2 separate regions of the Homo sapiens genome follow, and region 1 is linked to region 2. A link is a loop called in an ENCODE intact Hi-C map of the cell type or tissue named here. Cell type or tissue: endothelial cell of umbilical vein. All regions are shown on one strand. Each heading gives the region's core, and the rest is flanking DNA. Links, peaks and the distances in the headings are about the cores only.

Evidence for each region. Peaks named below come from ENCODE experiments on the same cell type or tissue, not always from the same donor. Only the 100,000 strongest peaks of a DNase experiment are listed, where the experiment ranks them.
Region 1: a loop joins it to region 2, with 2.1 times the contacts of the local background. A loop is called at or near these places in 1 of 110 quality-filtered maps.

Annotation. Positions count from the first base shown.
Region 1 is chrX:10,498,805-10,515,394 of GRCh38, reverse strand. The region is part of intron 3 of MID1 (midline 1); the gene reads left to right. Among named protein-coding and RNA genes, the nearest start is that of MID1, 110 kb to the left of the region's middle. RefSeq lists an enhancer at 5,788-6,657. In endothelial cell of umbilical vein, for the core only: no CTCF peak of the experiment used is centred there; a DNase peak (open chromatin) is centred at 9,504; H3K27ac peaks cover 1,375 bases.
Region 2 is chrX:10,546,618-10,563,207 of GRCh38, reverse strand. The region is part of intron 2 of MID1 (midline 1); the gene reads left to right. Among named protein-coding and RNA genes, the nearest start is that of MID1, 66 kb to the left of the region's middle. In endothelial cell of umbilical vein, for the core only: no CTCF peak of the experiment used is centred there; a DNase peak (open chromatin) is centred at 8,247; H3K27ac peaks cover 1,691 bases.

The DNA.
Region 1 (16,590 bases), core at 5,711-13,710, 50 kb after region 2:
TTCTGCTCAGATGATGAGTTTTGTAAATTGAAAAGGATGAGAGTGAGGTGTTACTTGGGTGATATGTACCTTGTAAGAAATTGTAGAAAATCACTTGGCAAAACAGATGGGAGTCTGTAGAAGACTTTTCCAGTAATTCACCAAGCCCTAAAAGCATTCATTTGTAAACTTTGAAATAATGAAAAATCACTGGGTTAAAAAGAAAGATGAACCATTTGTTTAATTTTGTTGTGCAGTTTTGTAATGCCAAAGCATTCTCTCTCCGTAGAAAACTTGGCAATGGCTTCATCCGGAGTCATTGGATGAAGACCAGCATGCAAACACCAAACGAGCTATTTGTGTCTTGTGAACGTGTGTCTGATCTTGGATGAAGTATATCCTGCTGGGGGCCGACATGAATGTCCAAAGTTATAATCCATTTTCACTTGCAGATGAGGGTCAGATTCCCACCCGATCTGACCCCCTGTGAGAATGCTTTCAAGGTATAATTAGAGTCAGATTCTGGGCCTCATTAAACCACATCATACAACCCACAGTCAGCTCTGGCTCTCCATGTAATAGGCTCTAGAATTATGATAATGTGATAGTGCAAATATGGTGGCTTTCAGAAACTGGATTATGACGAGCCACTATAATAATGGTTGATTTCCCAAGTTCACGTCTTAGGATTCCCATGACAAAGGAGAAAAGAACTGTTGGTCTGCACAGAAATTTATCATCTCTGGAGAAGATTTGTTTTTACTATTGCATTTGAATAATGTCTATTCATATGCAATAGTAAGACAGTTGAAACAGTTTACTCTACCAAGTTTACTAAAATTGACAACTCATGAAGCAAATGTAGTTTTTCTTGGTAGAGGTTAAATTTAATTATTAAAGTATCTAACACATACTTGAATGTCTCCCTTTGGATTCAGTGCCCTTGACTTAGAAAAATTTGATTCATAACAGGCATTGGATCCTGTTTCTTTCTTGGGCATATTCATAAGGAGTAATGAGAAGATATCAGCAAAAATCTTTGAGTATTTTGGAATGAGATTAATCTTATGAATAAATGAATATAAGGCTTAGTAAGCTGGTATTACTTTTAGAATGACATTCCCAAGTTTCAGTTTTGAAACTTTATATAAAACATTATCCAAACCTTTCATCGTCTGCAAATCTTTCTAGTTTGGGTGGTATGACCTATTGCATCATATACAGAATCCTACCTAGTGGCTCAGATTGGAGTATGAACACTTGTACGTGCCTCTGAAGACAAACCCTCTAATGTTTGAATTTGGTAGTGCAGATTTCCAAGGTTAATACTTAAATGTGAAGCAATAGGCCTTAATTGGAGGCCCAAAGGCTGAGCATTAGAAAGTTAGAGAGAAAGTGTGCTTTTTTCTGATATATCTTATTGTGCTCCCTCCCTCCACACAATACAAGAATTCCTTATCCTGTCTCCATTACAGTATTCCACACACAACCTTCTTTACCTGGAAATATTTACTTGCGTGATTGACTAGAGCAGCAGAGATGTTTCTGGCATGATATAAAGAATAATAGGAACAGGTAGTGATACATTTTTTAAAATAGCCATTGTTGGCCAGGCACAGTGGCTCACGCCTGTAATCCCAGCACTTTGGGAGGCCAAAGTGGGTGGATCACCTGAGGTCAGGAGTTCGAGACCAGCCCGGCCAACATGGTAAAACCCCATCTCTATTTAAAATACAAAAATTAGCTGGGTATGGTGGCAGGCGCCTGTAATCCCAGCTGCTCGAGAGGCTGAGGCAGGAGAATTGCTTGAACCTGGGAGGCAGAGGTTGCAGTGAGCTGAGATCACGCCATTGCACTCCAGACTGGGCAATAGAGCCAGACTCTGTCTCAAATAAAGTAAAATAAAATAAAATGGCCATTGTTATTTCTAACTCAACTTTTATATGAGATGGTCTTAGCTGGATGGTTTCAGGTGAAAGAGTCAGAGGGGAATGGAATGATTGCAGGTGAGAAGGTAACTCTCAAGTAAAAGCTTTGGTTCACTTATTGCTCCCATTCATGACATTCAGAAACAAGAATAATCCTAACAATCAATCCACCATTTTGTTACTGAACCAACCTTTTACTTCTGGGTCTAATATCTAGTTTAAATTATTTTTCTCAATAAATGAACATAAAATTGTCTTCCAATGACAATCAAGTTGAAATTATCTCTGTGTATAAAATAATTACAGATTATGAAAGAAGCCAGACATATCATTTTTTACCTGATTCGGTTGACTTCTATTTTTAATTTGCTAAATTAAATGTTGTAGGAAAAAATGAAGAGCTTTGTTCTAATTTTGAAATTCCACAGCAAAATAATTGAGTCATGCATATAAAATGTCCGTTAACAAGAAGACAATTGTAGTACTGGTTATTTTTGTTTGAAATAGAAATATGAAATTTTAAATTCAGCTATTTAAAATGCCCGAGGCTACCATGGAATGTACAAGGCTCTCAGTGAGGAGCAACACAAAGATTTTTACAACCAAGTGAGGTAACTTCTTGGCCTAGGAATTTATGATAGAGCTTTTACTATGCTTTTAAAAGTATTTTCCCTAGATATAACATCAAGTTCATATATGTAAAGTCGTGAAAACTATATAGTGGTCTAATTCTCTGACAAGGCAAGCTTGGTATTGAGATGTCATAAGTTCATTCAAGGAAGCCTTCTGTCAATTTCCATAGGATTGGGAAGGTGGTGCCTTGTCCATCTTTGCAGGTGTTGGAAGGGGAGCATTATTGCATAGATCTGTTCCAGTTTCACAGCAACACATAGACTGTAGTGTAAAGAAAGAAAAAGTGATAGGACTTATGTAGATATGCACTACAAGCAGTTATGACCATGACCAGCTCTTACTGTCACTTCCTGATTTAATTATCCCAACAGTCTTTTGACATAAACATCATTCAAATAACCACAGATACGTGGCCTGAAGCCAGATATAACAAGAATCAGCCAGTAAAGAAATAGGTTGAATTTAACCAAGTAATAAGTAACTGGAGTTGTTACTGAACCCAAACCAGGTGATTAGAAAGTTAGATTCCCAGGGGAATTCTCATTACAAGAACCATCTTATCAGATAGGTAATTGGAAACCCTGTTAAACCCACCATAACAAAGGCTCAGCAAGTGTACATCTGCAGTGCCAGTACAATCAGTGAGTCTTCAGTTCTTATGAACGTTCTGAAATCTTTTATTATTAACCATTGACCCTCTAACCTCAACTTCTTTGAGATGATAAATTTGTTTCCTTTAGTAAATAAGTAAATTCCTTTTTTTCCTCCTTCCCAGGAAGTTTGAGATTCATGTATAAAGATGAAGAACTAAATAATACTGGCTGAGCCACCCTAATTTGAAAATCCAAAATCCGAAATGCTCTAAAATCCAAAACTTTTTCAGCACTGACATGACGCGAGAAGAGGAAAATTCCACACACAAGTACTTAACACAAACTTTGTTTCATGCACAAAATTATTGAAAATATTGCATAAAATTACCTTCAAGCTTATGTGTATAAGGTGTATGTGGAATGTAAGTGAATTTAGTGGTCAGACTTGGGTCCTATCCCCAAGATATCTCATTATGTATGTGCAAATATTCCAAAATCCAAAACACTTCTGGTTCTAAGCATTTAGGATAAGGGATACTCAACCTGTAGCATAAAATCAATATTTTGGGTTATGACTGGGTGCAGTGACTCACACCTGTAATCTCAGCACTTTGGGAGGCCAAGGTGGGAGGATTGTTTGAGGCCAAGAGTTTAGAACCAACCTGGGCAACATAGCAAGACCCTGTCTCTACTAAATAATTAATTAATTAACCAACTGTGAGTGGAGGTTCTTGCCTGTAGTCCTAGCTACTCAGGAGTCTGAAGCAGGAGGATCACTAGAACCCAGAAGAAGTTGGAGATTACAGTGATCTATGATTGTACCACTGGACTCCAGCCTGAGTGACAGAGACAGAGACCCTGAACTTAAAAATATATATATATTACAACTTGGGACTGAAATATTTGTTTGTATGTTAATAGTTCATAGCATTTAAGATAATATGACATATTACAGAAATTTGACAGATTTGCTTTGAAATGCTAATTTGAAACACGTAATTTTTTTTTTTTTTTTTGAGATGGAGTCTTGCTCTGTCACCCAGGCTGGAGTGCACTGGTGTCATCTCGGCTCACTGCAACCTCTACCTCCTGGGGTTCAAGTGATTCTCCTGTCTCAGCCTCCTGAGTGGCTGGGATCACAGGCACCCACCACCATGCCCAGCTAATTTTTGTATCTTTAGTAGAGATGGGGTTTCACCATGTTGGCCAGCCTGGTCACGAACTCCTGACCTCAAGTGATCTGCCCGCCTTGGCCTCCCAAAGTGCTGGGATTACAGGCATGAGCGACCACGCCCAGCCTAACATGTAATTTCTTTTAGAACTGTTATTTTAAGTTGGATCTGTAAGATAGTTTAGGTTTCAAAGCAATATTGCAATGTTCAAAAAACCTTAGGTTTCAGCATTTTCTTTTTTTTTTTTTTTTTTTTTTTTGAGACAGAGTCTTGCTCTGTTGCCAGGCTGGAGTGCGGTGGCGTGATCTCGGCTCACTGCAACCTCTGCCTCCTGGGTTCAAGCAATTCTCCTGTCTCAGCCTCCCAAGTAGCTGGGATTACAAGTGTGCACCACCATGCCCAGCTAGTTTTTGTATTTTTAGTAGAGACCGGGATTTCGCCAAGTTGGCCAGGATGGTCTCGATCTCCTGACCTCGTGATCTGCCCACCTTGGCCTCCCAAAGTGCTGGGATTACAGGCGTGAGCCACCACGCCCGGCCTGGGTTTCAGCATATTTTTTAAGTTTAGTTTATTAGATTTATAAGAGCTACTTAAGGACTTGGGAAGGTATAACGTGTTAGGATTTTAATTTTATCCTGTTAGCATTTGAAGTGCTTATAAAGTAAATCAAATGTGTTAAATTGATAAATGCAGTTTAAAGTGTTACAGGAGTAATCTGAACAGTGATTCCTCATAGGGGTGAGGATTGACCTGAAGAGCGGCTCGAGGGTACTTTCTAGGGTGATAGAAATGTTTTATGTCTTGATTGAGCTGTCGGTTATCAAAATCCATTAAACTGTCCCTTAAGATCTATGCATTTCCTTGCATGTAAATTTTACCGCAATTTAAAAATATGTGTGTAGGAACTTAATCAGCTAATGTATAGACAGAATTGATTGTTTAATGGAGTTGAGTCTATTCAACTTGAGTTAATCAAACATTGATTCAAGGACTCCCGAGAGTGATTATTCTTGGTTTCATAAAATTTATTAGATGTATGAATAGAATAATGAGATCATAATTTGAACTTAAAAGCTTAAGGGAAACTACATAGTGAATTGTTGACATAGATGCAGTTCTTGAACAAAAATCTTGATGGTCTGTAAGTCTGTGTCTATTCCTTCTCCTAGTTGGTTGGACTCCTGGGTAAATAGGACAGTCTTCCTAGTATGCTGCGTTTAGCATGCAGCACTTGACTATTGATGAGTGAATGGAACACCTCTAGAGGCCAACTACATCATCCTTCTGTCCTCCTTGTAGCACTAGCTCATTTGCATAGATCAGCATGTCCGATAAGCTCACACCTTGAAGGGCAGAAAGGACCCTTCTTGAGAAGACTGTACACAGCACTGTGTTTTTATGACAGCAAACCTCAGTAGCCACAAATCCCTGGAGGATCAGTAATGCTAGTGCACACAAGGAGCTCCCTCCCAGCCTGAGGGCTCTGCCACCCAGGTAGGGCTAAGAGGATGGAGTTGACAAAGGGAAGTCAAAAATGAGAGAGCTGTCCATCAGGAGTGTTGCTGAGCCCTGAATAGAGATCGATCGAGGTGGGTCTTTCCTTCCCCCTTATTATAAACCTGTACCTTTCCTTTTATTCTCTAGGATACCTTCTCTATCTTTTCTGGTTTGCAAAAGAAAAAAATAGTTAGATAGTCACTTTGAATCAGGCTTGGGAAAACACTTATAAATAATAATTCCACACATGTAAGATGGCTAATCAACCTAGGTCTGAAAATGACTTAACAGGAAAACATTTTCAATATCAGTCTCTCATGATTCCCAAACACACACACACACTCACAAACTCACCACAACTTCAAAATTAGCAACCAAAAGACATCTAAATGCTGTGATCTTTCCTTTTCTCTTCCAGATCAGATTAGCTTTGCTCTTCACTGTCCTTTTGTCAAAGCCCCTATTGTACAGCTCTCCAGTGTCCTTCCTGCCTGCCCTTCTACTGCCATTGTAACTTTTACCAGCCCCACTACCATTTCAGAAGAAAACTCCAGGAAAGCAAGTAAGCATGGATAGCTTTAAAGATCAATGCTGAAGGCCCACTAAGACCAGGATACAAAGGGAGTCAATTAGAAAAAGGTGGGGGTCAAGGAAGAACTCCCCACTCCCAAGTTAAACTCCTCAATTTGCTGTTTTGTTTTAGCCAGACTCTATGGAGCTCAGTCATGGCTAGCTCTCTGCAAATGGCCCCCAAAAGGCTTTTCACAAGGGGCAGTAAGATATAACTGGCTTCGGTATTTCTGTCTCCCCATTCCCAGATAACCAATTCAAGATGCATGCCCACTGTACCCTGCATGTTGTTGAAACAGAATTTTAATTTCCTCTGTCTTGCAAAAATGTTCTTTTGCCTCTCTTCCCTGGTGCCTTTTCTCATCTTCCTCACCCCTGGGTTTCCTAACTCTGTCTTGCCTACTCTGATCTCCAAAGACCAGTCTCTCCTTCATATTTGGCATGAAACCTTCCTCAGCTACTCACACAGTAATTGCCTCATTTCTCAAACTCTCCAGAGTCACATCATCCAATCAAAGTACTGTGTAATGTGAGCCACATATGTAATTGAAAAATTTTCAAGTAATCACATTTTTTAAGTAAAAATAATCAGGTAAAATTAATTGTACTAATACATTTTATTTGACCCCGATATATTTAAAATGTTATCATGTCAACATGTAATCAATGTAAAAATGATTAATGTATGCATTTCATATTCACAGCACATCTCAATTCAGACTAACCATATTTCAAGTGCTCAAAACCACAAGTGGCTAGTGGTGGCCATATTGGACCACACAGCTCTAGAACTTCTGTAGCCCATGGTTTAGCAGTTAATTATGTGTGCACTTGGCATGTTCGCTGCTTGTTCTCTAGTGAAGTCATTCTTTCTAGCAGGCCAAGTTCTGTTTCTACCACAGGTCCTAGCATGGTGCTTTGCACATTGTGGGCACTCAACAAATCCCTAAGATTTGCTTCATAGATGATCCCTGTACATTGATAGCATCTTCCTCATTCATGGAATAACAAGAATGACCTCATCTCCTCTCACTTTCATTCCTTAGCTACTAACACTGTTGCAAAGATCTCTGGAAACCGGAAACTTTGGTCACCTATACTTTAAATGGAGAGAGAAGTAAAACTTGCTGCTGAGAAGCAAGGACTGCATAGAAGGTTTAGTTTGCTGGTAGAATCAAAATAAGCACTGAATGAAGATGTGTGTGGTTCCCAGTTTTATAAATAGGTTTTGCAAGAGGAGAGTGTTTGCTTCTTTGTTTTTGGTGCGAAACATTTCTTCTTTTAGCATGTTATCTGAAAGTATTGCTGCCAAAGGGATGATTTGCCAGAGAAAGATGGTTTCTGTCCAGTTCCTTCATATGTCAGGCATAACCTCCAATTAATCTGAATGAAAGAGTGGGTGCCCATGCAGACAATGCCAACAAATGCCCCTGTAGAGAGGACACATACAGATGCCAACCTGAAATCAGACACTGGCTACTGAAACAAAGGATTGCTTTAATTTTTGCAGAATAAACTATTTTTTTCTTCTGCTTTTCACGAAGTGGCCCTAAAGAATTCCTCTTGTTTGTGGTCTCGAAAAAATTAGAACTATGCCAATGAGGCCTGCCTTTAAGGGTTCTATTAAACAATAAGAAGGCTTTGTTCTTGGCAATAAAATTAAAGCAAGCAGTGTTTCCATTACCTGGCAGGCTGCCCTCTCCCTTCCCACAACCCTGACCCCGATCCTGACAAACCTCAACAGACCATTCTGTTTCCCAGGTAGGAAGGTTAGATGGTAACATCTGTCAGGTTTGTTTATAGAAATATAGTTGACCTTAATGATAATGTATAAAGAGGGAGAGATGGGGGCGGAGGGGGGAGGAAAAAAAGGGGGTAGGGAGAGAGAGGGACACTTCTCCAAATAATCCTTAACTCAAGCTTTAAAAAAGTCAAGTTTACTGCAGAGGCTTCAAGTTCTCAAACCATTGTTCCAGAAAGACAATAATAATTTCACAATGAGTTGAAATGATGGAAGTTAGGAGTCACTAGATGAGGAAATATACATTTTGGTCTGACACGCTAGATGTCACGTGTTTTCTTTTTCAGGGAACTTTGCCTACCATTGCTCAAACTTAGACCCACTTACAGTCAGTTGCAAATGAGTGCTTGTAGGTAGATTGTGACCCTGAAGTCAGGAATGACCAAGGCCAGTACAGAAAGCACTGTCCGATGCAAATTCTGTTTAGCCCCACAGTTAGTCACAAGTCATTGGAACTGAAAAATTGGATGACTGTGATGCCAGCTCTCTCTGTCCTCCATGAGAGCTCAAAATGGTTATATTGTAGTCTCCTCTAGTGTAAGAGCTCCTGCCTACAGCTGTCAAGGCCATACCCATATTGCACTCACAGGTCCTATCTCCCTGGCCTGGGAACTTTTTCTGCCCCTCCCAGGACCAACTAATTCCAAAGGGAAGTTAATGCCTACCTTCCCCCAACAGCTTTCAACCAGCTCCTGATGGGAGATGTTACATAAATACTCTGCTTCTTCCCTATTAGCTGGAATGTTCTGTACTGTTTCCCAGAGTTGCCCAATGGGGTTAATCTCCAGTTGCCCAAGGTGGTCTTGGTAAGTCACACTTTACTGGCTTCGTAGTTGTCCCTGTTTCACTTCCTACCCAGTACTGGTGTTTTCTGGCAACAATTTGACCATCCATTCTTGTCTCATATCCTTCTTGGGGAGGATACAACTGCCAACCATGTCTAAAATGAAATGATAGCACAAGTCTCTTTTTCTAGTCATGGCTATAGCTCACATGTTCAATTTCTCTAAACTCAAGTCTCTTTCATTGTGTTTGAATAAACGTACATGTGAATCACTGGACATCAAAGATATTTAAAAATCAATCTACTCACTTCTCCTGATATTCTAGAATGACAACAACAGGGCAAGATATTTCATAGATATCACTTGTGGGTGCGTCATGAAGGCAGAACAAAGCTTAACATTTTCCAGTTGTACCTCCCAGTTAAGTTCTATCAGTGACGTAATCACGTGTATTTCACTCACTGTACGGAATACCAAAGAGCAGAAACCCAATGTTCATTTTCCAGAACTTTGCAGAAGCAGATGGCTTCTATACCTGAGTAACTGAAACCCAAAAAGGGGTCCAACTCAGTATTTTTCCAGTACATCACTTTTCAGGAATCATGGCACAACAACTAAAAGGAATGTCACTTAATGAGAAATAACATGTAAGATTGAAAGTGATTAAGGTAAAGTCATAGAGTAGAGGTTTCCTCTTTCCATTAGAAATAACTTCCCTTCCCTTAAACACGTCACCTCCATCTTTCCTGGCACTCCATTAATGGTCATCTGCTAAAAGTTATTGTTTACCCTCTGACCACAACATCAAATGCCAAACACATTTGTTGAAAATTATTTAATAGAAATCGCTACTTTTCAGAAACTTTATGAAAAAGACGTGATAGAGACAAACACCCATGGCAGGTTAAGTAGATTTCTTTTCATTCAGTGTGCCCAGCCCAAACGGAAGGGTGTGAAGCATTTGTTTTATAAAGTGTGTAATTAATAAGAGAAAGGAAGGGAGGAGTTTATTGTTTTTCAATGAATTATGAGCAACCCCTTCCATTCTGCTTCTTCATTTTGGAACTGCTTCTAACAAAGTTACCATTAAACACAAAAAGAAAAGGCTGTGATATTGATGCCAAGAATATAAGATTGAAGTCAGTTGAGTGTAGCCTAGGAAAAACATTACAGAAGGAGTAACATTTATTATAATTGTGACAGAAGTCAGCAGGACATCATGGGGAAAGTGAAAACCATACCGCAAGTATGTTGTCATTTTCAAATTGAAATTCCATTAATTCAGTACTTGTAGCTATTCATGCCTTAAAAGAAGAAAACTAATATTTATTGAGCATCTACTATGTACCAGATTGTTTACAGATATTTTCATCAAAAGTATGCAAATGAGGAAACATTCTCACAGAAATTCAAATATTTTTCATACCTGCAGTCCTCTGAATATAAAGTCCATGATTTTTCCTTTATGCCAGAGGTCAGCAAACTGTGACGCTCATGCTAAATCTGACTGTTTTTGTAAGTAAAGTTTTATTTGAACACAGCCACGTCCATTTGCATCCGTATTGTCTATGGCTGCTTTCACACTACAATAGCAGAGTTGAGAAGCTGCAGCAGAGACCGTCTGGCCCACAATGCTAAAATAATTACTATCTAGGCCTTTACAAAAAAAAAAAGTCCCCCAACTCCTGCTCTGTACCACGGAAGAATGTTCTCTACCCTTCTTCTTCCCCCATCCAAAATTGCATCAGGAGGCAGCCTTCAAGGAACCCAGTTAGGATTTAAAAGTAGCTTCAAAAATTCTGGAGTTAAGCCTCATGTTATAGCTTCCAAAGCTATTATTTTGATGATGTAGATGCATCAAAGTTTTGATTCATGCTAGAAAGTCCTCAGGTAACCAGCACAGGCTGACTGGTCCTAGAACCTCTAGTTTTAATTATCTATGGACATTCCAGATAAAAAGAGTTTGTTAGCAATAGTGATCGTTCACATTTATGTAGTAATTATTACATGCCAAGCATTTGTCAAGGGCTTTTCATGTTTTCACTCATTTAGTTCTCACCACAGTCTAACCCAGGGGTTCTCAATCTTGACACTAGTGGGATTTGGGGATGGACCTTTCACTGTTGTGGGGGCTGTCTAATGTGTTGTAGGATGTTTAGCAGCATCGCACCTGGTCTGCCAGGTAACAAATGTTATTTTCCTCATTATGCAGGTAGGGAACTTGAGATGTAGATAGTTGAAGTAAATGCCCAATAACATACAACTAGTAAGCAATAAAAACCTGGTGTTTCAATCCCGGGAAGACTTCCTCAAGTCCCTGAACCCCAAACCACTGCCTCCATTAGCCCTTGCTCCCTCTAAATTATTTTACCTGTTTGAAGATTTTGCTTTACTGAAAAACTAACAGCGACATCAACAACATCGTGAATGGCCATGTTCTGTATGCTACTATTGGAAGTAAAACTCCTTTATGTGAAGTTTCAAAGTTTTAGGCATTAGCAATGGCATTTTTTGCTAGGCAGTTTTATTGCCTTATTACAGTTGTATTTCATTCATAAGAAAGAATTTAATTGCTCTACTCACCACAGTGTGTTGCCATTTTTGATAGTGTCTTGCTTCCTTGTCCAGCACTCAAGCTTCATAATCTTAGAAACCTCAAGAAAAGAGGATTTATCATGAGGTTCCTCGGAGCTATTTTTTTAGTCCCATAGCAAATTCCCATCTGGATAATCAATATGTAGAATTGATCTCCTCTGGTCCAAATAATTTTCCACTACGTCACTATGCTAAAGCAGGATTACATGTAGCTTCTAGTTGTATCACTATATCACTGCTATTACTTCCCACCAAAAGCACTTTATGAAAGGATTCCATTTTTAATTTTTCTGAAAAGCCTTTCTTGGAGTTTAAAAAGATTTGATCAAAAATGTTAAATATTAAATTAACACATTAAACATTAAAAATATTGTCCCGTACTCTGGTTTGTCCTCCAAAGACAGAGACCTCAGGAGCCAGGCCATTCTCTCTCTCTCTCATTCACTTGAGCCAGGTCCACAAGTATTTGACTTTGGTGTGAAAGAGTTTCAGAGTGAAGATTACATATAAACATATCAGATGAATTACGGTAATATTGTCTGCTGTTCCTCAATTCTCCTTGGCTCAGTTTTATATACAGACTGAAGTATTAGAATCCCTTTCATTGTTCCTCTGGCAGCTCTGTCTAACTTTTGCCCCAGAGTCTGGAATGTTCATCACAGCTGTCTTTGGCAATAAAACCCAAAGCACCCTCATATCATCATATTTCTTTTTGCACCTGGTCAGTGGTACACAGCGGGGTGTAGAGCCCACTTGCATACAGTTTTCTCCCTGTACCCTCATCCACAGGCCAAATATCAGCTTATATAAAGCTCTGTTTTGTTTCAGTTACTTCAGCCTTGGGCAAATTGGAATTAACTCCTCCAATGTTTTTCCTTTGGAGTGAGATGGGATGGTTATGCCACATTATGTAGTACCACTAACCCCTTCGAATTTGGATGCAGACTCAAAATTACATATTCTTAGTTATAGAGAAAAGTCCTTTTGAGTCTAAACAATAACAAGAACATCAACCTAGCATCATGTATAAAAATGTTTCAGCCTTTCTCAAGATCACCTTAATTTGTGACCTTGGAATGGAAGGTCACATTTATTCACCGTGGCATGAAACAGCTTTTGTTTTTGCCATGAGGCCGAATCTAGGCAAACTTGTAAAGTAGACATTTGTCTTTTAAACTCCCAACTCCTTGGTAATGGTTTCAAAGATGGCAAGGTTCAGAATCTTAAACTAAAGGGTTCACAGTTTGATGGTGCAATTTCAAGAGTGCAGTAATGGTGGGCCGGGGTGAGAGAGGCACAACTCAAGGGGTCTACCATTCTTGCGGAATTCAAAGTGAATAGTAGCCTCCGGATTTGTGCAGTGCAGCAACCCTCTTCTCAACACCCAGAAATAGAATATCCTGTCTCCAACACGTTGGGGTTATCCTGTCCCAAGCTTACTTCAGTGTTTCCGTCTGTGTACGAATAAGAAGTGATATATCAAGTCAGTGTGTCATTTTCACAAGAGGAATTATAAGGCTGTATTCTGAAAGTCTATGGATGGCTAACTTATTTCAATAAAGCACTGCAAAGTGAGAAAATGAGAGTTTCTAAAATGCATGCTAGATCAATTTCACCTGTGAAAACTGGCCAGATATTTTTTTTCCTTCACTCATGCTCCATCCTAAGAGTTCCAAATATTTCTAAAGATTTTAAGCCCACACATGTCTGAAATCTAATGATGTTTATACTCTGCACTGAACATCTCATTTTGCAGTTGAATACAAGTCAAATTAAAAGAGCCAGGTTTTAGAAATAATACTTAAAAACCACTTACAGACTGCTAAAGAACATTTCACAGACACCTAGTCCAATTTCTAGTATATGTATGTAACTAAATCCCTTTAATGTTTATACATATATGACAAGGAAAAAATATTTGTCCTCTTTACCCCACCCATTCCTCAAAACACTGTAACACTATTACACCATAAAACTTAGCAGGGAGACTTTGGGCGTTGCTAACCAAGTGCCCTCGAGAAAATAGCTAATCCATTTATGTCATCATTAACTAATCTGGGGAATGATTACGCGTAACTGCATTTCTAGAAAGGGAAGGTAAACCGTGCACCCAGTAGCAACTTACATGGGACTGCAACTGATTATTGGTGGCAGATATGAGCATTAATGAAGCCGAGTGACCCTCAATGCTGAATTCCATCTCAGGACTAGGCAGGCCAGATATGATTGTTGTGCTTCTACATTCACATCATTATTCAATTTTGTAATATCTCTTTCATCAGACTGTAAAGGATCAGAAAGTCATTGGCAGAGAGAAGCAGCAGTATTACCCTAGGAATAGGAGAAAGTGGGTCAGCAACTCCCTACAGGCAAGACTGATGGGGAGAAGATGCATTTCAAGACGCGAAAGAAAACTGACTCTAGATGTAGAGAAGGTATGTGCTGAGCAGATGGGTGAGGTCAAAAATGAGATGAGGTGAAAGTGACTGAGTTTCTCATACTGGTGGGCTAATGTGATATTTGCTCATGAGTGTACTTGAGGTGAGAAAAAACCATAGTATTGAGGAGCCTAGCCTGAGATCTCGGCTCACTGTAACCTCCGACTCCTGGGTTCAAGCGATTCTCCTGCCTCTGCCTCCCGATTAGCTGGGATTATAGGCATGCGCCACCACACCCAGCTAATTTCTGTATTTTTAGTAGAGACAGGGTTTCATCATGTTGGCCAGGATGGTTTCAATCTCCTGACCTCGTGACCCGCCTGCCTCGGCCTCCCAAAGTGCTGGGATTACAGGCGTGAGCCACCGCGCCCGGCCAGGAAGGCCTAATTTTAAGCTGTATTTCATCCTGAGAAGTCAAGTGCCCCATTTCCAGTGTGGTCCAAAGGCAGGAGACAGTAATTACCCACCACTGGACATCATTCCTAATTATCTTCATCTCACTCTTGCCGTTAGTTTAGGGGCCAAGGAGGAGACTGATGGCACAAAAGTGGAAAGAAGAGTTTGAACTTGTTTTCTGCATCCTTAGATTGGCCCTCCTCAGAGCACTTCCATCAGCCACAATGATTTCTGAATCAAAAGATGTGAATCAGAAATGAAAGCAAAAATCATAACCAGGAGCTGCTAGCTTCCAAACCAAACCTGGGAACTAGAAACACCAGAACATAACTGCAAGTAACCAATAAACCCTGCCATATTTGAACTAATAGAAATTAATGAGAAAGTCCAATCAAATCGTTAATTCTTTGTTTAAGTGACACATGAAACAGCAAAACTGTGGAAAACTTCTTTGTAGTAGAAAAAATTCTGAAATATAGAATAGTATTTAACTTGTTTTATTGTATCTTTTGGAATATAAGAATACTAGAGTTACAAGAATTTGGAAATTCATCAAAGTAGAAAACAAGATTCAACTTCCCTGGTTTCAAAAGGAAAGCTAAATCTGTATTCTCTGAAAGATCTAGGAAAAATACTTGGCCTAAAATGAATAGATCCTGTTCCCAAATTTCTAGGAATTTACATATTGGGGTGATGGTGATTGTGATACCAGTTTTCTCAAAACACATTTGCCTCAACAAGGAAGATTTCAGCCCACTTTTTTGGTAAAGCAAACATATCCATTCTGTAAATCAAATAGTCAAAATTTGGATTAAATTGAGCCCCATATTACAATGGCAACTGGGATACTTTTTCTACCATGCAGTAACTCAACTCCCAATGATTGTGAGAGTGAATGGACCCTAAACTAAATCATAATCTGTTTACAAAATCCCTTCTCAATGCAGACAACAGTACCTCAGATTTGTCAATGGCTTCATAAGTTTAGGTGTTTCTTCATATATTATTTCATGTATTCACCACAATAATTCCACACGGCTAAGAGAGCAGATATTATTCAGCTCATTTTACAAAATAGGAAAACTCATAAATGGAGATAGCCTAAGATTTTCCTAATGTCACCATGTGGGTATATTACACACCACATTTCATTTCACAGCCCGTACTCTAGAATTAGCAGTGGGTTCTCACTGGACTTAGTCAAAGCCAGAAGAGCTTGAAGTGTGGAATATGTTAGTGACAACATTAAAACTTGAGGACCTCACAATGTGGTCAATTGATTTTTGACAAAGGTTCTCAGACACTTCAGTGAAAGAAAGAATAGTCTTTCAAAAAATTGTGCTGAGACAACTGGCTATCCATATAAAGTTAGAAGCCTACCCTCACACCATACACAAAACTGACCTCAAAATGGCTCATAGACCTAAATATAAAATATAAAACTTATAGAGGAAAACAGAACAGTAAGTCTCCATGACCTTGGGATAGGCAATGGTTTCTTAGGTACGACAACAAAAGCACAAGTAACAATAGAAAAGTAGATAAATTAACTTCATTAAAATTTAAAAATGTTTTGTGCTTTAAAGGGTATCATAAAGAAAATGCAAAGATAACCCACAAAACAGGAGGCAATATTTGCAAATCACATATTTGATAAGGGACTTGTATTCTGAATATGTAAAGAAATAATACATTCTATTAATTAAAAGACAATGACCCAATTACAAAAGGAGCAAAAGATCCGAATAGTCATATCTCCAACATAGATACACAGATGTCCAGTAAGTTCACGAAAAAGATGGTCAACATCATTAGCCATCAGGAAAATGTAAGTCAAAACCACAATGAAATACCACTTCACACCCACTAAAAATAAAATAAAATTAAAAAGACATACGATAACAAGCATTAACAAGGATGTGGAGAAATTGGAACCCTCATGTATTTCTGATGGGAATATAAAATAATGCAGCCACTTTGAACAATAGCTTGGCAGTTCCTTAAAACATTAAACACAGTTATGTGACCCAGCAATTCCACCCCTATATCAAAGAAAAATGAATATATATGGGCACACAAAAACTTGTACATGAATGTTCATATCAATATTATTTATAGTGAACAAAAACTAGAAACATCAGTGTGCATCTATTAAAGAAGAGATAAAAAGTGGCCTGTTCATACAATGAAATATTATTTGGCA
Region 2 (16,590 bases), core at 3,404-11,403:
TGTAATTTTTTAATAGTTTGATTTAAAAGTTCAAATTAAAGCTCAGCATTTCTATGTAGCACTTTTTATCTGGAAGTGAAGACATGAGATTTCATTCTTGGGTTTAATTTATAGATTGTAAGGTTCTATGTTTGAAAAATCTTTCCCAGTTTGCAACTAGGAAAGTTGTAAGTGTATACTGAGCTAGACTTCTTTTTATTATAATTTCTATAACTTGTTTCTTCTTTGAAAACCAGTAGCAGGCATAGTGCAGGTTCTAGTGCTATGGTGTGTGATGCACACACATACTTGCATATACATATACATACATGCATTTATTTATTTATTTAATATTATAATCTTCCTGAATCTAAGTTGGAGACAAATTCAAGTGACCAGTATTTTCATTAGGGATATTTCATTCTGCAGGCAAGAGATGACAACAAACATAGCAATAATAACTATATTCCCATCACTCAAAATATTTTACCTGTTCCTTGAATGTTTGGTAGATGGATACAAGTCAACTTTGGACTTGGTATATTTTTTGTGGGAAGAGTCTTATCTTGAAGGGGTTTTTTTTTGAAGTTACAAATATGTGTATTTTTTAAAATGTGTCTTTCTGTTTATTGGTTTCTAGTTTAAATCCCTTAAGATCAGGGCTCAAGACAATTGCATATGGTCTCACTTATGGATGCAGTATGCTTTAAGAAATATTAGAATAAGTTTATTGTATCTTCAAAATTTCCATGAGCTCATTAATGTTTTCAGTCTGTGTAATCAATTAATGACTAGGAGAGGTGCACTTAGGCCTTCCACTCAGAGAGTGAAATTTTCTTTTTTTTTTTTTTTTTTTTACTTTAAGTTCTGGGACACATGTGCAGATTTATTACATAAGTATACATGTGCCATGATGGTTTGCTGCACCTATCAACCCATCATCTAGGTTTTACACCCCACATGCATTAGGTATTTGTCCTAATGCTCTCCCCCGCTCGCCCCACAACCCTGACAGGCCCCAGTGTGTGATGTTCCCCTCCCTGTGTCCATGTGTTCTCATTGTTCAACTTCCACTTATGAGAGAGATCATGCGGTGTTTGGTTTTCTGTTTCTGTGTTACTTTGCTGAGAATGATGGGTTCCAGCTTCGTCCGTGTCCTTGCAAAGGACATGAATTCATTCTTTTTCAGGCCTGCATAGTATTACATGGTGTATATGTGCCACATTTTCTTTATCCAGTCTATCATTGGTGGGCATTTGGGTTGGTTCCAAGTCTTTGCTATTGTAAATAGTACTGCAATAAACATATGTGTGCATGTGTCTTTATAGCAGAATGCTCTATAATCCTTTGGGTATCTACCCGGTAATGGGATTGCTGGATCAAATGGTATTTCTGGTTCTAGATTTTTGAGGAATTGCCACACTGTCTTCCACAATGGTTGAACTAATTTACAACCACCAACAGTGTAAAAACATTCCTATTTCTCCACAGCCTCGCCAGCATCTGTTGTTTCCTGACTTTTTAATAATCGCCATTCTAACTGGCTTGAGATGGTATCTCATTGTGGTTTTGATTTGCATTTTCCTAATGACCAGTGATGATGAGCTTTTTTTCTTCATATGTTTGTTGGCTGCATAAATGTCTTCTTTTGAGAAGTGTCTGTTCATATCCTTTGCCCACTTTTTGATGGGGTTGTTTGATTTTTTCTTGTAAATTTGTTTAAGTTCTTTGTAGATTCTGGATATTAGCCCTTTGTCAGATGGGTAGATTGTAAAATTTTTCTCCCATTCTGTAGGTTGTCTGTTCACTCTGATGGTAGTTTCTTTTGCTGTGCAGAAGCTCTTTAGTTTAATTAGATCCCATTTGTCAATTTTGGCTTTTGTTGCCATTGCTTTTGGTGTTTTAGTCATGAGATCCTTGCCCATGCCTATGTCCTGAATGGTATTGCCTAGGTTTTCTTCTAGGGTTTTTATGGTTTGGGGTTTTACATTTAAGTCTTTAATCCATCGTGAGTTAATTTTTGTATAAGATGTAATGAAGGGGTTCAGTTTCTGTTTTCTGCATATGGCTAGCCAGTTTTCCCAACACCATTTATTAAATAGGGAATCCTTTCTCCATTGCTTGTTTTTGTCAGGTTTGTCAAAGATCAGATGGTTGTAGATGTGTGGTGTTATTTCCAAGGTCTCTGTTCTGTTCCATTGGTCTATATATCTGTTTTGGTACCAGTACCCTGCTGTTTTTGGTTACTGTAGCCTCGTATAGTTTGAAGTCAGGTAGTGTGATGCCTCCAGCTTTGTTCGATTTGCTTAGGATTGTCTTGGCTATATGGGCTCTTTTTTGGTTCCACGTTAAATTTAAAGTAGCTTTTCTAATTCTGTGAAGAAAGTCAATGGTAGCTTGATGGGGATAGCATTGAATCTATAAATTACTTTGGGCAGTATGGCCATTTTCACGATACTGATTCTTCTATCCATGAGCATGGATTTTTTTTCCATTTGTTTGTGTCCTCTCTTATTTCCTTGAGCAGTTGTTTGTAGTTCTCCTTGAAGAGGTCCTTCACGTCCCTTGTAAGTTGTATTCCTAGGTATTTTATTCTCTTTGTAGCAATTGTGAATGGGAGTTCACTCATGATTTGGCTCTCTGCTTGTCGATTATTGGTATATAGGAATGCTCATGATTTTTGTACATTGATTTTGTATCCTGAGACTTTGCTGAAGTTGCTTATCAGCTTAAGGAGCTTTGGGGCCGAGATGATGGGGTTTTCTAAATATACAGTCATGTCATATGCAAATAGAAACTATTTGACTTCCTCTCTCCTATTCGAATACCCATCATTTCTTTCTCTTGCCTGATTGCCCTGGCCAGAATTTCCAATACTGTGTTGAATAGGAGTGGTGAGAGAGGGCATCCTTGTCTTGTGCCAGTTTTCAAAGGGAATGCTTCTAGCTTTTTTTTGCCGAGAGTGAAATTTTCAAGTCCTCTTCATAGTTCTGTCATTTTGCTTGCTTTAGGCCTTTTGAACCTATGTTATTAAGAACGATATGGCTGGGCATGGGGGCTCACACCTGTAATCCCAGCACTTTGGGAGGCCAAAAAGGAGCATTGCTTGAGCTTGGTCGTTTGAGACCAGCTTGGACAACATAGCAAGACCCTGTCTCTACTAAAAATAAAAATAAAAATTCAACTGGGTATGGTGGCATGTACCTGTGGTTCCAGTTACTCTGGAGGCTGAGGTGAGAGGATCATTGAGCCTGGGAGATCAGGGCTGCAGTGAGCAGTGATTACACCACTATGCTCCAACCTGGGTGACAGAGCAAGACCCTGTCTCAAAAGAAAAAAAAAAAAACCCACAATGAAAGTTAATATAGGTTTTTTGAGAGGTCATAAAAAATTAATATGTGTTTAATTAATTAAGGTAATATGAACAGTAACAGTCCCTGCCTTCATGGAGCTTATAGTCTAGTAGGGCATTCCAACAGCTACTAAATACTTTCTCTGTTGATGGTGGCAGGAAGCACATTGTGCCCAAAGCAAAGGTACTGACCCCAGTCCTGAGAGATGGAGAAAGGCTTCCCAGAAAAGGGATCACTGCACCTACCATTTCCAAGCCTTGTATTAGAAAACAATATTGAATTTACTAGATGTCTGTAAAATCCCTGTTATCAGTTATTCCTTTTTAACTTTTTACCACGTATGATGTTCTTTGTGTAACCCTATATAGTTTTTCAAACTTGTTCACAGTAATTCCCAGTTGATTTTAATCTAAAATACAGACAGACTATATGATGTTTCACCATGTGGTATGTGAATAACTCAGACACATGTCTTCTAAAATGTTGTAATTTTATGGAGTTTCACCAGTTCCAACTGACTCCAATATGCAATTCTGTTTGTACTAATTTTATGGCAGCATTTGTTTAGTCTGCAATATAGATATGTATTTTTTTCCTTTTATCTTTAGTTGGACACTTAATAATTGCACATATTTATGAGATATAGTCTGATATTTCCAAACGTGTATACAATGTGTTGAAATGTATATTTTTTAATAGTTTCCATGTGATTAAAATAAGATTTCCAAATATTTGTAAAATGTATTAAAACTATATTTTAATTTTGTTAGTTTGGTACAAGGATATTTATGATAGATGGAATAAAAGAAAGCATCTCCAGGCATATGTTCTTAATGGGAAACTCAAGGCAGCTTCCTTTTCCTCCTCCTCACCTGTCTATTTTCTGGATGAGTCCTCTCTCAACTCCTTCACCTGCAGAGAGCAATGTATTATTGCCTAGTGATTTATTATTGTTGGAATCATTCTTGGTAAGCTCAGAGAGTTCGAAAAATGCACAAACAAGTACACATGGTACCTCTTCATCATGTGGCTGTGTAAACGTAATTCTTGGGCACCTTGTTAACGTTCTTGTGCTATATTTTACTCGTCTATAAAACAGGGCTAATGTATAGTACTTACTTTCACAGAAAATTGGGAGAGCAAAATAAAGTGTTTCATGTGCCTTAGCATTGTGCCTGGCCTACAGAAAGCCTGCAACACATGTCAGAACGACTGTTAGAAACTAGGAGGCAGAATGTGTAATGGTTAAGTGTATGGACATTGGATGTAGACTGACTGCCAAATATTTTTTAACCACTGTCTTGTATTATGTGTATGTGAGATAAGAGTATATATTGTTGCTTTAATGTGTTTTGTAGTTTTGTTTCTAAAGCACCTGCCAAAGGGCAGAGACGTGACAATTAATAAACACTTGTTGATGGACATGTGCAGAATTGATGCATTAGACGAGTGTTTTGGGATTCGGAGGAGGAAGAGATGAATCTGCTTTTGAGTAGACAATAAACCTTGCTTCAGGGTGGTGGGATTTAAGCTGCTTTGACAGATCTGTGGATTATGCATCAAAGAAGAGTGAGGTGCTCTGCAGGAGTGAGACCAGCAGAGACCTGTCGGTAGGAATAGGCAAGACAGCTTTGGAATTTTAGACAATCCTAACTAGAGCACAGGGTGCCAAATGGGGAGCCAGGAAAGAGGATGTTGGAAGAGTCACCTGGAGGGAAGGTCTTGAAAGTCTTTAAATGCAAGGTTAAGGGTTTAGGCCATTTTTACCATTTTCTATAGAGTAATAGTGAAGTGTTTTTTTTTTTTTTTTAAGAGAGAGAGGTTAATGTATATTTTCTGAAATAAATTTCATGTGAGAATATAAGAATGGATAGGGTTACTGTGTTCATGGAAGAAATAAAAGGGGGAAGAGACATTCACATTACTTTAGATTTTGTGGTCTCTCTTTTAATTGGCAGAAAGAAGTAGTATCACAGGTCAAAAACCACCACCCTGTCAACAGAAACATGTAAAATTGTGAGATTCAAGGTCCTGCCCCTTAAAACTAGGAAGAAATAGGAGATGTCGTTGCTGATTGGCTCTTAGGTACAGACACAAATGTGATTCTTTTCCTGCTTTTCTAGTGCAGTAAGACACAGTGGGGACAATGCATGGTTATTTCTTCTGGCTTTTTGATTCACAATAAGGAGAATGCTGTTCAAACCTCCGAATGCCCACTATAAACCAAAATAATGTTTTAGAGCCAGAAGCAACCTTGGAGCTCATGTCATTCCATCCTCATTCTGCAGATGAGGAAAGTAGGGCTGAGAGTAGTAAAAGAAGTTTTCCGCAATGACCTAGTGGGTTAGTGACTCTGAACTAGGACTAGAGCACAGTTCCCAGCTGTCCAGTTTTGTGTCTTTCCTGCTACTTCCTACAGCGGTTAACAGTGCCAGCCAGCACAGGCAGGATTGCCTTTTGAGTGGTTCTGAAATTTCTGAGGTCTCTTCTGAGGTTTTCAGGAGTAAACACAATGATTTTACGGTAATTTTTAAACGCCTGCTTGGCCTGGCAATAAACCAGCATCATGGGTGTAGGATGATGCCTTACCATGCTGTCTGGGAATTATTGCAGAGATGTGGCTTTGCAATGATGCCTCCAGGGCCACCAAAATAAGTTGCCTAGAAGATGCCCCCATGCTGACATTTTCTATAGCTGAGCCAGTGTAGATTTGGCCATCTTGAAGGGCCAGACTTCATGCCTGGAGCTGTGTTCATGTACATGGACCCAGACAACCTCGGGGACACTGCAAAAGAAAGCAGAGTTAGGACAGTGATGTCAATGAGGAAACAAAGGAATTGTGGTTGCAACTTAATGGGCTCACTAATTCCCTTCTTAGGATTATTGTTTTCCTGAATGTCTTAATATATAGATTATTCTTAGACTGGTAAATTTTTTGACATTGCCATAAAGTGGGCATGAGTAGTCTGAGAAACTGAATGTGGCTAAAGATTTAATTTATTTTCAGTATGTGGCATAAACATTCTGGAAAAATCTGATACAAATGCAATTGTAAAAATCCATTTAAAACTTAATCACTTTATATTCTGGACTTTTGGGTATGACACAACGTTGTTGCGTACCCATGAGGTATGGACTTTAAGCTGACAAAGGAAAACACATTTTGCATGTCGCATCAAAAAGGAAAATGCTTGTAAAGTGCCGAGCATGGTGACTGGCACATAGTAAGTGTTGGATGTACACGAGGTATTATTTTATCTGGGCATTTACTGTTACAATAAAACCTTCATTGGTGTAATCCAATGGTGGATTTCTTGACAGTATCATAAATTACTCAGTGGTTATAGGGTTGATATGTGTTTCTGGCTGACATGGGAAACTTTGAACAACTCTCAAGGGAATTATAATTGGGTGGAAACTTTGATTTGTCCTTTCTAAACCAAGCTAAGTAGTGAAATGGACTTTTAAGAAGCAGTGAGTGGTGAATTGAAAGAAATGGCTTTAAAAACAAGGCCCAATTTGAAGTCTGGGGATGCGGGTGGCAGGGGTGGAGGGGAGCGGCTCTTTCATGTTTCTGGTTAATCTGATTGGATCAGCACCACAGGTGCCATCAGAGCACCTACAGCTGTTTCCAAGAAAAGAAAAGCTGGCATTGGTTTATACTATGGCTGTCACATTTATACACATCTAGACAGATGAGGAAAAGATGGGTGACATGATACACAGTAAGCCTAGACTAGTCAGACGAGCTCAGGGGGCTAGCTTTCTTTTTTTTTTTTTGTAGGGTTGCCTTTGGTATGTGAGTAAATGATGAAGCAAGTTGGCCCTGGGCTGTGTGTTAGCAGCTGTCTCTCTTAGAATAGGAAGAGGAAGGAACTTCGGTATCGACTGGGGCTGGAGGAGGAGGAAAGCGCTGAAGTGAAGGAGCTGTACAAGAAGGCAGCTTCCAACTCCTCCACTGTAGGGGCCCTGGGGTGTTTTGTTCTCTGTGCTCTCTTCTGTGCCAGTTGTGCAGGGTGCCTAGAATAGCGGTATCATCGTCTGCCTCCTCCCTTATATCTCTTTTGCTATTTATTGAGGGGGAAAATCCGGAAAATATGGTTTTTATTTTTATTTACATTGGGATAGACTAGGTTCTTATTACTGAAACAATATGGAAATCATGAGCAGCTTCTATTCCTTTTGTGCCTTTATAAATATTCTTTTCCCTATCTGCTTTATCAGATCCTGCTTTTAAAAAAAAAAGAAAGAAAAAACCTTATTTGTTTACTCAGGGAATATTTTATGTAGCTACTATGAGATAAACACTGAGTAAATTCTGGGAATGCAGAAATGAAAAACAAAGATAAGTCGTTGCTTCCATGGTCTAGAGCTCATTATAACATGTAATAAGAATATATAGACAGGATATGAAAAGAGCTCCATGGAGCTCAATCAATGAGATAATTTTTAATGTGAATAATAATAAAAAACCACTGACTTCGGTGTTGATATCTGGAAATTGCCTAATTCCAAAAGCTGAAGTAAAAATACATTTCAATAAAAAGCAACATTTACAGAGAACAGTGACATTCAGTCATTTGGAATTGCAAATTCCACTGTTCAGTCATTTGGAATTGCAAGTAAGGGCAAAATATGAAGACTCCAATCCATGAAAAAAGCCGGCTGGATGCTTTCTTATGAAAGGTCTACTGTTCGCGGGCTGGACTGCTAGCCCTTCTCACGTGCTTTCCTCAGAGGTCTCCATTTCCTTCCTGAACAGGGCTAATAGGTCAGATAAATATCCAGGCTCACAAGCAGTTTATGTCATTTCCACTCTGAAAGGATCCATCCCTAGGAAGATATTATGGGAGCAAACTTGCGGAAGTGCTATTGTGTTAACCAAGCCAGCTGGTGGGTTTGCTTTATCTGTTATGGAATTTTTACCAACTTAGGTGTTAGGATGAATATCCTGACCTGGTAGAGTGTTTATTTCCCCCTTCTTTGACCCTTGACACAGCTGTTTAGAGCTCAGTCACTCTTGGTTGACATGGTCAGATTCAAAGCCAAGAAGAGTGAAATGGGCAGGCTTTTAGACTCACACACTGAGTATGGCCTGTGTGAGTGAGTCTGAAAGATCTAGGAGACATGGGGAAGCCGTATGCACTTCACTTAAGGAGCTTGGAGGGAGATGCTATTTTTGCCTCTGGATTGCTGATTTAAGCTCTAGAGGGTCCCAGCAAACAAGGGCCTCACTTATTTATAGTGTCCAGCTTGTTAACTGGTTCCAGTAGCTCTTTCATTCTAAATACCCTGACTTGATCATTACAGATTCTATGCATGTAACAAAATATCACATGTACCCCATAAATATGTACAAATATTATGTATCAATAAAACGTTCATCTGATAACATATTAGGCAAGGCCATAGGGCTGCTTCCATACCTCTAGAAAACTGCCTCGTAGGTCAGGGCTGAGTGGTAGTACAGGAAGGTGGAGTAATCTGTCAAGATGCTGCTTTAAGTTGTTTTGAGATGTGGTTCAAGGGTGTTTGTTGATCAAACACCAAGAGCTAGCTATTACCAAGAATAATAACTAGCATTTGTAAATCTCCAGATTGACAGTTTGCAAAGCACTTTCAAGTATTATTTGATCCTTGGAACAACCACGTATCTCCTGCAAAAATATGGGAATGATAATACCTGCTCATTAGGGATCTTGGGAGGATTAAATGAGATAATATAGGTCCAAGTGTCTAGCCTAGCATTTAGTGGGTGGGAGCAGCTGGGTAAATAGGAACCATCTTTAACAATGCAGAACATGAGGCCATGGAAAATTCAAAAGCATAACTGTAGTCAGATGACTACGTTTTGGAGCTCAGACCCAGGGACCCCATTTTGCCCTTGACTAATCGTCACCTATGATTAAAGCAGAAACAACTATGGTCCAAACATACCACCCTTAAAAAATTAGCGAGAAAGAAAGAGAGAGAGTTTGAGTATGGAGAGAGCAAGTATTTTTGCCTTCACTTTTGACACACAGGCTCCCTGGACTGAGCAAAGAAGTTCCCTTTGAAGTGGTGACTATGATTGAGGATGAGCTAGTTTCCACTCTAATATAAATAAAGAAGTAAAAATACAAAGTTGAAATATGGAAATCCATATGGAATCATTTTATTTACTTACAGCAATATTGAATTATCCAATACTCAATAGTTTCTCTGTACCTAAGTGTTAACATAAATGAATGAATCTCTGATGATCCCTAAAATCATTTCATCACTTGAAATGTGATTATTTACTTACCCTGGCTAAAAATGTAAATTTATAGTCTTGGTCTATGAGTTCAACATTTCAAATTTCTTAAGAGACCAAAACGAGTTAATATTCATATTTAGTTATTCATGCCAAAGCGTGGATACATATAAAAATGATCACCATGTGTTAGTCAATAATAAAACTTTTTGATCTGTTATCCATTCCTCTTTCTAGGATCGCTAATCAGTCAGAATTGTAGATTTAAATTGGTTTCTAAAACAAAGATATCTCAAACATGGTTGTGCACAAAGCCACTCAGGGTTCATACGTATATATATGTGTGTGTGTATACATATATATATATATTTTTTTTATTTCTTTTTTTTTTTTTAGATAGAGTCTCGCTGCATAGCCCAGGCTGGAGTCCAGTGGCGTGATCTCGGCTCACTGCAACCTCCACCTCCTGCATTCAAGCAATTCTCCTGCCTCAGGCTCCCGAGTAGCTGGGATTACAGGCATGCGCCACCACGCCCGGCTAATTTTTGTATTTTTAGTAGAGACGGGGTTTCGCCAGGTTGGCCAGGCTGATCTCGAACTCCTGACATCAGGTGATCTGCCCGCCTAGGCCTCCAAAAGTACTGGGATTACATCATGAGCCACCATTTATAAGATTCAGCAGATCTGAGACAGGTTTAGAGTCTGATTTCAACTTGTGTCCTGGCGTTGCCATTTTAGAATTGTGCGAACTTAAGGGAAAAAAAACAAAACTAACTTTTCAAGCCTCAATTCCTCATCAGTAAAACAGAGGTAATAATTCAGTAATAACTCCATAATGCTTGTCCCCTAGGAAGCCCTGGACAAAGGATAGTGGTTCCTCTTTCCATCACTATTGTTATTCCTTGAATGCCTCTATCTTTACCCCGTTATTCTAAATTTTAAGCCTTTTCTGTAGTTATATGGACAATGCAGTTGGCCCTCCATATTTGTGGGTTCTGCATCTGAGGATTCAACCAATCGTAAATCAAAAATATTTGAAAAAAAAACAATTAAAAAAGATAAAAACACAAATAAAAAAGTATAACGACTATTTATTGTATTATTAATTATTAATAATTATTGTATTATTATAAGTAACCTAGAGATGATTTAAAGTATTGCAGGATATGGGTAGGTTATATGCAAATATTATACCATTTTATATCAGAGAGTTGAGCATCCATGGATTTTTGGTATCTGTAGGAGGGTCTTGAAACCAATCCCCTGTAGATATTGAGGAATGACTGTATATGTTCTTATACAAAGTCAAACAATACAGTTTATGTAAGTGAATCCTCAGTCCTTCCAGCTCTTCCTCTACCAACTCTTGATTATTCTTAAAGGATCAACTCAAATCTCATGGAGGACTACTCTAATTTAACTTTTAATAAAATTATCTGATCTCCGACATTCCCTATTTTTTTTTTTTTTACCACTCCTTCATAATTGCATGCTGTTTGTGTATTATTTCATATTCTTTGGGCCGGATTCACAAAGGATAGGATAAAGTAATACCATGTACAGTGGCTTACGTTTGTAATCCCAGAACTTTGGGAGGCTGAGGCAGGAGAATCGCTTGAGCCCAGGAGTTCAACACCAGCCTGGGCAACATAGTGAAACCTTGTCTCTACAAAAAAATAAAAATAAAAAAAAATTCCAGGCATGATGGCACACGCCTATGGTCCCAGTTACTCTGGAAGCTGAAGCAGGAGGATTGCTTGAGCCCAGAGTTGGAGGCTACAGTGAGCCGTGATCACACCACTACACTCCAGCCTGAATGACAGAGAAAGACCCTGTCTCTAAAACGTTAAAAATGTAAAAATAAACCTACTTTGGGCATAAGTCTTCCCTCCCCAATAGTGTTTCAATTTCTCAAGCCCAGTGGCTGTATTTTGTGTTCTTTTATATCTGATTACTCATTTTTCAACAATAAGAGCATTCTGAAAAGCTACAAGGTATTTTATCAGTAGTAAATAGTTGTTGAAACCAGTTGAAAAAGGCTGTAATGATTTAATTAGATTACAGTCTGTATTGTGTAGGTAGAAGTTGCCCATCAGATTAAAAAAAAAGGAAAATCCTAGCCCACCAGCCATTCTTTCAAATTTTAAATACATAGTCAAGCAAAATAATGCCTTTCAGGTCTCTGCACACCTTTCTGAATCTACAAGTTTCTTCTCAATGATTTCTTTCAAGAAAGTCTTATAAAGAGACCATTTGAATTTTTAAAACTTTAATTCAGGCAGCAGTGATCAAATATTTGTGATTCACAAAGGATAGGATAAAATAATACCATGTACATATACAATCGGCCCTCCGTATCTGTGGATTTCACATCTGTGTATTCTACCACCCGAGGACTGAAAATATTCAAAAACAATAAATGGTTACATTTGTTTGTACTGAACATGTATAGACTTTTAAAAAATCTCTAAACAATACAATGTAACAACTATTTACTAAGCTTTTACATTGTATTAGGTATTATAATTAATCTAGAGATAAAGTATATGGGAGGATATACATAGGTTATATGCAAATACTATGCCATTTTATATAAGGGACCTGAGCATCTGTGGATTTTGGTATTCATAGGGGTCCTGGAACGAATCCCCTACAGGTACCTCGGGACGACTGTATATATTTTGTGTGTGTGTATTTTCTTCCCTATTGCCTCAGAATAGAGTTTAATTCCACTTTGAGACAGGATGGTAAGGTATCATGAGGACCATAGGGTAAACTTAGCAATATACAATTGCTTAGTTTTCGAAACTTGGGAGAGGAAGGGGCTGCCACTGGCGCACAATGGGTCAAGGCCACGGATGCTGCTAAACATCCTGAATGCACAGAACAGCCCCCCAGACAGATAGTCATCCAGCCCCAAATGTCATTGGTGCCAAAGCGGAGATACCCTGAGTCGAAGCAAAGCATCTTTGTTAATGACATAAGAGAAATGCTCAGTTTTACTCTTACAGACATTTACTTGTTTGTGTGACCCCTAAACCAAATCTACTTTGAGATGTAGAGAGCTGAGACATTGCAGAACTCCCCTCCCGCCATCTGCAGATGCCCTGAGTGGCAGCCTGGCAGCCTGGCAGCCTGGAAGCAGCCCCAGAGTTCTTTGCACAGCGGGCTTCTCTCACCCATGCCCCCAGCCCAACTCTGAGCAGTCTGGGCCCGCACATGCCAGCCTTCAGGCTGTTTCAACAGTATTTAAACCTCCAAAGGCTTATGAAATATTCTTTAATCCCTTCCCAAAACATGATTTAGGTGTATTTGATATTATCTGCTATCCCCTAGATTTCCTAGTGTTTGCAGCTTATTTTCAGGACTACCTTCCAGGTGTAGCCGTCTGTGTCAGAGACAGGAGAGCCTGAGGCTTTCCTCCAAGTGGGGAGTCTGCAGAGAACAGGCTGGCAGCTGAGACTTTCGCCCAAATGGCTTATATTTGATGTATAATAGTTTTAATTGTGATATTATTAAAAGTGAATTATTTCCATAGATCAAAAGTTAACTCATTAAATCTGTTAGTCTATTTTAAGTTGGTCTTCCAAAGGAACCATTTATATTTATATAGCATTGCGTCTTTATCCTTGCAAAACTGTGGATTCTAAACTCCTCAAGTCAGAGACTTGGAATAGCATAAATCAGATGTGAGTCTTCATTGCTGAGGCTGAATTTATTCAGTCATAATTTCCAAGCATTTGTTCCTGCTGGAAGGTACTACTTATTTCACAAGAAGTTCATGTCATGAAAGCGCTGAGCTCGAAGGGCCATCACGCATATCTAGTCCAGTGGTTCTCAACCTGGCTGCACAGGGATTACCTTGGGCAGAAGCCCAGCCCAATGGGACAAGATCTTCTGGGGTGCAGCTCAGGCATTGGGGTTTCCCCAAAACTACCCCAAGTGATTCTAATGTGCAAACTTGGTGGAAAAAGTTTATTCTTTTCCAATTCCTCAGTTACAATGAGTAAACTGAGGGTCAGATTAATTCATAAAGGCAGAAGTCAGCAAACACCGTAAAGGACTAGCTACTAAATCTTTCTGGCATTGCAGGCCATATGGTTTCTGTGGGAACTGCTCAAAAGCAGCCATAGGCAATTCAGAAACAAATGGATGTGGCAGGCTGCCAATGAAGCTCTATAAAAATAGGTGACTGGCCGGATTTGGCCCATGGGCCATAGTTTGCCAACCTCTGGTTTAGATCTCACAGTTGGTTAGTAGAAACCCATATGCTAGGCCACAGATAGACTAACCTTCAACAAGTGATCTTCCTTCTACTAGATGCAGTTTTCCTGTTTGAAGCAGTGTCTATAACATACCCAACTTCTGTAGAGGTTAAATAATAATTATCTTTATGTAAGTTAAGGCAAATATCTTAGCATAGGTACTCATAGTCTAGAGCGCAGAAATTTTCATTATCTGTGTCTTTATGAGAGGTCTGCATTTTGATGGTATTTACCAAATTTAAAGTAATAATCACAGTATATGTGTTTTACTAAAGTAATAACCCAGACAATAATATTCCTATCCAAGAAATTTTTTCAGCTAGAAAGTCAGAAAATGAGACAGCGTGATCAGACCACCAAAGCAAGCAAGAAAAAAAAATCAGCTAAGAAAAATGGAGATCTGATTTTCTTTTCACCCAGTAAAGGAATCAGTTGAAAATCTCTTAATTCTTCCTTACTGTGCTGATGACTCATGGGGAGATACTTTATCTCAGATTTCTTTTGAATACATCTGAGTAAATTTGAATATGAATTATATCTAATAGCTAGAGATGCTTCCTACGAGTCCTTGGGAAACAGCATGGACTAAGGCTGAAGAAGTGGAAAGAAAGCCATCACAATTAATGTGGAGAGTTATGTGTTTGGTACTTATGAAACTTTGGGTATTTTTCACTGTTTGTATAGCCTTTCTTCCAAAGTACACTCATAAAAATAGGGTTCCTGAAATGTTAAAAAGCCACTGGATCTGGTCATTTTCCTTGGAGATTAATTTATCTCTATTTGGCAATTACTTCGTATCTATGTTTTTCAGAGAAAGTCACTCTACCTCTTCCCTTTTTTATCTAAATAACACATTCAATAAAAGTGCTTCATGTCCTGAAAAAACAAAACTGTCTTATTTACGATTATAAAATGGTGTTCAATCAATGATTTCCCTGAGGGGATAAACACTAGAGATGGAAAAACAAAATCAATTTGTTTTTCACAAATTGACATCCCTCTGTATGATGCCATCATTGAACTGAAGTTATTGAAAGGGGCCTTATAGAGAGGGCACCATAGAGGGAAATCATAGAGAATAACATCATAGAGAGGGGTATCATAGAGATAATAACTGCATGGAGAGGAGCCTCATGGAGAGGGAGCTTTGAGAGGGGACATGGAACACACAGTGGTAGATTAAAATAATCCAGTAATCAATTTGGCCACATAAATAATAGTGATCATAATTTATGAGGGCTTCCCATACTAATTAAAATATGCATAATAACAACAGTTCATTTTCATAATTGTACACTTAAGTCATGCTATTTTTTCTCTTTTTGCCTAGTTCTATGGTATGTGTGATCATGGCCTTACAACTTTTAGAAGGTACTGGCAAATGTGGTTGCAGTGAACTGTTTTTCTCTGAAGCTTTCTGCAGTAATCCTCCTGGCATTATTAAGGTTTCCTTAATCATACTTGGTTAGAGGTGATTTGCGGTCCTACCAACCTTAATTTGAATTTTCTCTCTGCCTCAGATAAGCTTGACTCTGGGGAGGTTTCTGAACATCTTTAAATTTGAGTTCCCAAATTATAAAGTGGGTTCAGCAATGACTGCTTTTCATGGCTTATTTGAGAATATATGAGATTGTGCTTTAAAGGATTGAGTAGAATGCCTGGTTTGTTCATTAGTTTTTTCTTTTCTTTTCTTTTCTTTTTTCTTTTCTTTTTTTCTTTTCTTTTCTCTTTCCTTCCTTCTTTCTTTCTCTTCCTTTCTTTACCCTCCCTTCTTTCCTTCCTTTTTTTTTTTTTTTTTTTTTTGAGACAGAGTCTCACTCTTGTTTCCCAGGCTGGAGTGCAATGATGTGATCTCGGCTCACCGCAACCTCTGCTTCCTGGGTTCAAGTGATCTCCTGTCTCAGCCTTCCCGAGTAGCTAGGATTACAGGCACGTGCCACCATGCCTGGCTAATTTTGTATTTTTAGTAGAGACAGGGTTTCTCCATGTTGGTCAGGCTGGTCTCAAACTCCCGACCTCAGGTGATCCGCCCGCCTTGGCCTCCCAAAGCGCTGGGATTACAGGCATAAGCCACTGTGCCCGGCCTCCTTCTTTCTTTTTTGAGACAACATCTTGCTCTGTCTCCCAGGCTAGAGTGCAGTAGTGCAATCATGGCTCACTGCAGCCTCGACCTCCCCGGCTCAGCCTCCAGAGTAGCTGGAACTACAGGCATGTGCCACCATGCCCAGCTGATTTTTGTATTTTTTTGTAGAGATGGGGTTTTTGCCGTCTTGCCTGGGCTGATCTCAAACTTCTGGGCTCAAGCGATCTTCCCACTTCAACCTCCCAAAGTGCTGGGATTATAGGCGTGAACCACTGCACCTGGCCCCCAAAACTTTCAATGATGACAAATTATTCCCTGTAGTACCATTACTATTATTCTACCCTTTGGCATAACATAGCCTAGGCTGCATGTTCTGTCTTCTTCAAGGAAGTGTCTATGATTAGGAGAAATGCAAGAGGGAGGAACATACTGGAGGATGATTTTATCTCTCGCACATATGTGAGGACAGCAACACCTAAGTTTGCTCACTCCACCCTAGTAAAACTTCACTACTGGCTTAATCCTTGATTCTTGAGTCTCAGTGGGGAGTCATTTTCTAGTACTGTTGAGAGTTATATAGCCCTAAGGGATTTTATGAAATAAAGTGTTCCCAAGGAGTGTTCTAGAAGATGAGTGATATGAGTTAATACCAAGGGTTTCTTCTGACAGGGAGTG